3 separate regions of the Mus musculus genome follow, and regions 1 and 2 are each linked to region 3. Evidence: chromatin loops called from intact Hi-C (ENCODE). Cell type or tissue: left cerebral cortex. All regions are shown on one strand. Region 1 has its middle 220 kb from the start of Gm41924. Region 2 holds the start of Cdh20 (cadherin 20). Region 3 has its middle 97 kb from the start of Gm41924.

Evidence for each region. A loop is a pair of places that touch in the nucleus more often than their neighbours do. Peaks named below come from ENCODE experiments on the same cell type or tissue, not always from the same donor. Only the 100,000 strongest peaks of a DNase experiment are listed, where the experiment ranks them.
Region 1: a loop joins it to region 3, with 2.1 times the contacts of the local background. A loop is called at or near these places in 2 of 42 quality-filtered maps.
Region 2: it touches region 3 in a loop (4-fold over the local background); 4 of 42 quality-filtered maps call a loop at or near these places.

What each region holds. Positions count from the first base shown.
Region 1 is chr1:104,104,397-104,106,896 of GRCm38, reverse strand. No RefSeq gene overlaps it. Among named protein-coding and RNA genes, the nearest start is that of Gm41924, 220 kb to the left of the region's middle. In left cerebral cortex, no CTCF peak of the experiment used is centred here; a DNase peak (open chromatin) is centred at 1,075.
Region 2 is chr1:104,768,260-104,770,759 of GRCm38, reverse strand. Cdh20 (cadherin 20) reads right to left here and starts at 2,240. Exons shown (of 12, transcript NM_011800.5): 1 at 1,862-2,240. In left cerebral cortex, a CTCF peak has its summit at 1,280 (motif pointing right); DNase peaks (open chromatin) are centred at 1,359, 1,628, 1,845, 2,224 and 3 more places; H3K4me3 peaks cover 2,500 bases; H3K27ac peaks cover 2,500 bases.
Region 3 is chr1:104,224,930-104,227,429 of GRCm38, reverse strand. No RefSeq gene overlaps it. Among named protein-coding and RNA genes, the nearest start is that of Gm41924, 97 kb to the left of the region's middle. In left cerebral cortex, no CTCF peak of the experiment used is centred here; DNase peaks (open chromatin) are centred at 350 and 1,255; H3K27ac peaks cover 1,520 bases.

The sequences.
Region 1 (2,500 bases), 120 kb after region 3:
CTGGAGGTGAAGTCAACAGGTTCTATTTGCCCCTTCTCTGAGCATTTCAGCTAAAGCCATCCCAATTGGGTCCTGGGAGTCTCACATTCCCTGGAGTCTGGGACCTTCAAGTGGCTATCCCCTGCTCCTCATCCCCCCTGCGACATATTATTGCTTGATTTAATTATCCTCTGTACCTCTCTCCCATCTCATCCAGTCCCTGATTTTGCCACCCTTATTCCTACCCTCCTGTCTCCCTCCCAGGATCCCCTGTCCCTCCACCTCCCACAATTATCCTGTTTCTCCCTAATGCAAAACTGAAGCATCCACAACCTAGTTTTCTTTACTTCCATGCTTCATATGGTCTGTGGGTTGTGGGCATTGTGAGCTTTTGGGCTAGTATCCACTTATTAGTAAGTACATGCCATGTGTATTCTTTTGTGTCTTGGTTATCTCACTCAAGATGATATTTTCTCATTCCATCCATTTGCATGTGAAATTCATGTACTCATTGTTTACATTTTTCTTTTCTTTTATTGGGTATTTTCTTTATTTACATTTCAAATGTTATCCCCTTTCCAAGTTTCCTCTCCAGAATCCCCCATCCCATCCCTCTGCCCCCTCCTACTATGTGGGTGTTCCCCCTCCCATCTGTCCATTCGTACTTCCATGTCCTGGCATTCCCTTAACCTGGGGCATCTAGCCTCCACAGGACCAGTGGCATCTCTGCACACTGATGCCCTAAAAGTCCATTCTTTGTTACATATGCTGCTGAATCAGTGGGTCACTCCATGTGCACTCTTTGGTTGGTGGTTTAGTCCTTAGGAGCTCTAGAGGGGAGGGTATGGGTCTGGTTGGTTGATATTCTACTTCTTCCTATGGGCTGGCAGACCCTTTCAGCTCCTTCACTCCTTTACCTAACTCTTCCATTGAGGAGCCCGTGCTCAATCTAATGGTTAGCTACAAGCCTCTGTATTTGTATGGTTCTGACAGAGCTCCTCAGAAGACAGTTATATCAGGCTGCTTTCAGCAAGTAATTCGTGGCATCTGCAATAGTATCTAGGTTTGGTGTCTATATATGGGATGGATCCACAGGTGGGGCAGTTTCTGAATGGCCTTTCCTTCAGTCTCTGCTTCACACTTTGTCTACATATTTCCTCCCACGAATACTTTGTGCATCCTTTTAAGGAATGAATCATCCACACTTTGAGCTTCATGTGGTCTGTGAATAGTATCTTGGGAATTCTGAGCTTTGGGGCTAATATCCACTTACCAGCGAGTACATGTCATATGTGTTCCATTGTGATTGGGTTACCTCACTCAGGATGATATTTTCTGGTTCCATCCATTTGGCTAAGAATTTCATGAAGTCATTGTTTTTAATAGCTGAGTAACACTCCATTGTGTAAATACACCACATTTTGTTGTTGTTGTTGTTGTTTTGTTTTGGTGTTTTTCTTTTTCTTTTTTTTTTTTTTTTTTTTTTTGTAGCCATTTCTCTGTTGAAGGACATCTGGGTTCTTTTCAGATTCTGGTTATTATAAATAAGGCTGATATGAAGATAGTATAGCATGTATCCTTGGTATATGTTGGAGGATCTTTTTGGTATATTTCCATGAGCAGTAAAGTAGGTTCCTCAGGTAGTACTATGTCTAATTTTCTGAGTAACTTCTAGACTGATTTGTGTTTAATCTCTATGTAGTTCTCCATTGTGTATATGTAACACATTTTCTGCATCCATTCTGCTGCTGAGGGATGTTTGGTTGTTTCCAGCTTCAGTATATCATAAATAAGGCTGCTATGAACATAGAGGAGCATGTGTCCTTGTTATGTATTGGAGCAGCTTTTGGGTATATGCTCAGGAGTAGTATAGCTGGGTCCTCAGGTAATATTATTTCCAATTATCTCAAGAACTGCCATATTGATTTCCAAATCGGTTTTACCAGCTTGCAGTCCCACCAGCAATGGCAGACTGTTTCTCTTTCTACACATCCTTGTCAACCTCTGCTGTCACCTGTGTTTATGATGTTAGCCATTTCTATTGGAGTGAGGTGGGATCTCAGGGTCAATTTGATTTGCATTTCCCTGAAGATTAAGAATATTGAACATTCCTTTAAGTGCTTCTCATTCAATCATTTAAGATTTCTCAGTTTAGAATTCTATATTTTGCTCTATATGTTACTCTGGGGTCTACTTTCTTGAGTTCTTTGTATATGTTCCATATTAGCCCTTAATCTGATTTAGGGTTAATAAATATATACATATTTCCAATCTATGGGTTGGCCTTTTGTCCTATTTTCAGTGTCCTTTGCTTTACAAAAACATTTCAATTTTATAAGGTCCCATTTGTCGATTGTTGCTCTTGAAGCACAAGTCATTGGCATTCTGTTCAGGAAGTTCTTCCATGAGTATTCCAGGCTCTTCCCCCGTTTCCCTTCTATTAGATTCAATGTATCTGGTTTTATGTGGAGGTCCTTGATCCACTTGAAATTGAGCATTTTATAAGGAGAAAAGAATGTGT
Region 2 (2,500 bases), 540 kb before region 3:
TAACATGTCGTAGTTTATAGACTGTCCTTTCTCAGTGTGCTCAAAGCACTTTCTAAAATACAAAATTAGACCATCTCCTGAGTAGAGTCCCATCAGAAAGACTGCTCAGTGCGTTGGCAAAGGGGAAATCGGAAGCACAGTAAAGGTCACCCCAAAGTCAGTGGCCACAGCCCAGCTGACTCTAGGAGCTTGATTTCATTTATCTATGTCCTACTTGCACACTATTTGTCTCTCTTTCTTCTTTGGCAGGAAAGGATGTGGGCAGCACAGAGGTTTGACCTCATCTCCTGCACGCAGTGACTGCCAGGACTTCCATAGTCCTGCCTTGTTTTCTGCTTCCTCAGCAGGGCCAAGCCTGTGCCCTGGAACAGATCTGATCAAGGGCTAAGCCAAGAGGGTAGCAACCAACCTCAGGTGTCCTTGAGGCTTCCTCCTAAAACTAAAGGGAAGGTTGCTCACACTAGGAAGCTCAAAAGGCTGTAGGGGTTCTGTAACTGGAAGCAAGTGAGTACCCGGGGCAGCAGAAGGAAAAGCTGGGTCAAGTATGGAGTTCAGGGTGGCTCTGCCTCCACCTTGAGAAGAGACAGGACGGATTGTGGATAGGGAAACAGTGCCTTGCATTACTGTTAAGACTTTCTGTTGTTTGTGCTGTTCTCAGCTAGATACAGTTCACAATCCTCTGCCAGGTCCCTGACACTACAATTCTGAGGCATTTGTTTTCTTTGATGGAGGCAAATCAGAGACCAGAGGAGGTCCGCTTACATTATGTGAGGGACAGCGCTTACAGACTCAATTTCCCTGCTATTATCAAAGTCCCAAACTCCAATCTTCCTGATGTCCAAGCATGTAAAAACAACGTTAATAATAATTGTTTTGATTTCACAGTAAACTCCGAATCTACGAATCTACCCAGCGCTTAACTCCTCTATTCTCGCGTGCCAGGGTTCCAGCCCCACTTCCTCCTCCCGTACATAAGCTCAGCTAGGAAATCACTAAAAGACTCTGGCGTTGCCTTAAAGCTGTAACCCTCCCCCCCCCCCCACCCCCTTCCCATATTCAGCTGCCACAGCTTGGAGGCCAGCAAAGCTTCTGTCTTAGTGCTAAGGACAGTTTGCGATATCGCGGAGGCATTTTCTTTGTAGATCTGAATGTTTCACCTTCTCTGACTCCTTTACTCGCCCCATCACCTCCGGGCTCTTCCAAACACCACCAGCAGGACAAGCAGAGCTCAAACCACCCGCGCTCCATTAAGAGCTTTCCCAGGGATTGCCAGGACTGTGAGACAGGAAATCCGGGGAGTTGGTGATGTCCGGCAGGTGGCAGGGACTAGAGTCACCACCACACCACATTCTCCTCCCACCGCTGAGCTTTGTTGCAGCGGCGCCTCTCATCCCAGAGCCAGGATCGGTCACTGGGTGCCTAGGATCCTCAGCTCTGAGCACAACTACCTCGTTGGGGACTCGGGCATCCTCTCCCTTGGCAGTATGGAGATGCTGGTGACCTCAAGGGAAGCGAAGCGCCCAGGTTAAGCGCTCTGGCACCCCGCGCTCCCCATGTCACCATCATCCAGCGAGCACATTCCAGTGCACAGCACCCTCCACCTGCCTGGCTATTCCGCTGTGCAGCAGCTTTCTTACACACAGAGCATGCCACTAGCTGAGTACATCCCTTCCTGCACCCTGTCCCCGAAAAGTCCCAGGAAGTGGAACCCAGGTCGGCAGGGAGGTCCCCTAGGCGGCGGAGAGTTGAGGGGAAGGCGCTAAGCAGAGCTGGACTGTGCACAGTGCACCTGGCTTCCCCAGAGTGACCTCTTGTGCCTGGGGCCAGATGCATGGGGACCGACGGGAGCCCTCAGCTTTACCTGGCACAGCCGGCGACTCTCCAGAGACGTGGAGACTCCGTAGTGGCGGGTGTCCAGCTCATATCGCTGCCTTCCTCATTGGGCGAACGGGTGTCCTGCCGAGTCCCTTCGCCTCAGCTCGCCTCTGTGCCCCCGCCCCACCCCCTTCCCCCCAAGTCAAAAGTGTCACAGCTTTACAGCCTTCGGATGTTTCCAAAGTCTCCGCTCGATCTCTGGCAGTGGAGAGCTGATGACAAGAGCAGCAAATCCGCTGATGCCCACGGCCCTCAGCTCTCTGCCAGGAGGGTGAAAAGAGCTGCCTGGTTCTTCTGGTCACCGTCCTTTAAGACCAGCGCGCGGTCCGCTTCTTCCCCTCCTTCGCGCGTTTTCTAGCCCGAGTGGCTGCCTCCTGCGTGTACCGCGGGTCTTGTTTCCCCGCTCATGAATATTCTGACAGAGGCTAATGCCGTTGAAGTAAATTGAATTAGCCAATTGGTGCCAGGAATGTGCGCTCCTTCCTTCTGAGGAGCTGTCTGGAACCACACCAGAAGAAAGCAATTAAAGTCCGGTTGGCACCCCGTGGTTTAGACCAGCGAGGGGCAAAATGGGTTAATTCTTTAAATGCAGTTTAAAAACCGCATTTAAATGTTTAAACTCCTT
Region 3 (2,500 bases):
CTTCCACTTACAGTTAAAGCTATTTTTCTCTTCTTTCTCTTTTTGGGATTCTTTCAGTTTTCTTTAACACTAAGTTCTGTTTTTTTGCCACTTAAAATTACTCTAGCAGATTAGAAGTATTAAACTTGAGTTAGATGAATAAAAGTGGTAAACACATTTGCCACTAGTGTAGTTGTGCTTTTACAGTCTAAGCACTACAGAGCAATGCCCATTTCCCACCCGCTGTGCTCTGCCTGTCAGATACTGAAACTCACACTGGTTGTTAGGTTTTTACGTACTCCCCACCTACAGCCAGACTTTTGCAAACCATCCACCATATACAATATTGAGCTACAAGCTGTTCTCAGAAAATCCACTCAAAATAGCGGAGGAGCAGCTGCTCCTGTGATATTTTCAACAGGAAGAAATTTGTATCTGGCATCACAGGCTGGGTTTGCATAGAAAGAGGCAAATGAAGCCCTTCATTTCAGCTGAGATCACTGGCCCCTCATTCTCTGACTCCAATTCCTGTATGTGGAAAATGTGGGCAGGGAAATGAAAAGATGGCTCTGGAAAAACTATGCCTCATTTTCTGTTTATTTGTATCTCATAGTTTTGCAGCTGATATGTACACGTAGATTAACAAGAGCTAATTTGAGGGCATAAATTAGTGGTTGGGTAGAGAGGCCAGTAGAATCCAATTAGCATTTTGTGAGTCATTTATCTAACATAACACTGAGTGGAAGGGCTTTAAGCACAGGAGGTATCATTAACATGCTGCACGCTACATCTTCTCTTGAAATTTAACGGCTTTAAGAAATTCTGCAAGTAGGGTTCAGTATCCTCAAACTTTTGAGTTCGCTATTAAAAGTCTCTTCTTGTCCCTTCCTTCTTGAAACTCCCCAGGAAGCATTTGACAGAACACTGTGGCTGTCAGTGCTGGAATGGAACAATTAGATTTCAAGGATGCAATTAGTCTAATATTAGAGCATTAAGAACTCAAAATCATGACATCTGAGACCAGGAAGCTATGAACTAGCAATTAAGAAACTACTTTGTACTTACTATTTCCCGGAAAGAATGTATTTGTGTATTTCCTGTGTGGCAATGTTTATTCACCATACAATTAGTTATCAGTTACATACTTGAGTCTCTAACTTGACTCTAGAAGAGCTTGAAATGCCGGGTACAAAGAATACTGTTGTAATAGCCATAAGGAGCGCACATTGCCAAAATTGTCTTGTGCTTCTGAAATAACTCTTATGCTGCAAATCAAACTGAGCTACAAATGACTACACTCCATGTGACATGCTGGGGGAATCACATCAAGAATTGTAAGTTATTAGAGATTTTACATGGGCACCATGTAAAGTTAAGGGAGTTCTGTTGTGATTTATCATTAATTAACATCCACTGCTTATATTTCCAAGTGTTTTGCTGTCACACTGCATGCTGTTGTGAAAACCGTAAATGCTATCAATATTCCTGCATTTATCTAAGCCCCAGCTGATTAAGGTGTGATTATTTGTCACCTTCTCACTTCACTATGAGATTCGGAATGAACATCACTTCTATCATAAATAGCCATGTAGTGAATTATGCTGAGTAACTGCTGATTTTAAGAGCTCAGGGGAAAACAGTACTATTTTAATTAAAAGAGAGGAAAGGAAGACTAAATTGAAGCACGTGGGGCTGCTCTCTGCAAATAAAAACAGATTGTAAAGGTTATGAGTTTCGAGGGACCAGTCATAATTTATTTTCCCTCACAGAGTTTAGATGAGGAAATGATGGTCTCTGGAAAAAAAAAATGGATGATCTCTGTTTAGGAGATAAAGACTTCCCATGACCTTTCCCCCATTGATTTCTCTGTCTCCTTGCTTTCCTCAGTGATACACAAATTTACACAAATATATACATGAATATAATTGTACTGATATTTATTATCTCTTTTTAATGTGTAACTTGCAGTTTTTTTTTCTGGTGTGCCAAAACAGGATTATTTTACAGAACAAGGCAAAGAATAAGCCCTCATCCCATAATAACATAATAGCATTATGTAGGCTATTTGAGGCTAAGAACCATGGAGACAACCTAGTCCGACATTCCATCATATGTGATTTTGATGTAGCTTGACACAAGTCCTATCTAATGTTATGAAGGTAAAGAATTGGCACTATTACACCCACTATAGAACTTAACTGCCAAGTGTTGTTTGTCTATAATGTAAATCACTGGTGTTTGCAGGATAGATATACTTTCTACCAGTTAGAATTAGTACAGCTTAGAAGCCAATGCTAATGGAGAAGCTAAGGATTATACAGAGATTCATCGTTGTAAGAAAGGTCACAGCACTAGACAAAGTGGAAGTGAACCTAATTTGATTCATGATTCTGAAAGTTTAGGGTGACACAGTGCTTCCAGTATTTTTTCTTATCCTCTGAATGTGTTGAGGTGATCACCAAAAGTATTTCTACTCCTGGGCCTAACAGTCTGTTGGCACAGAGAGCGTGTGTTGTAAAAC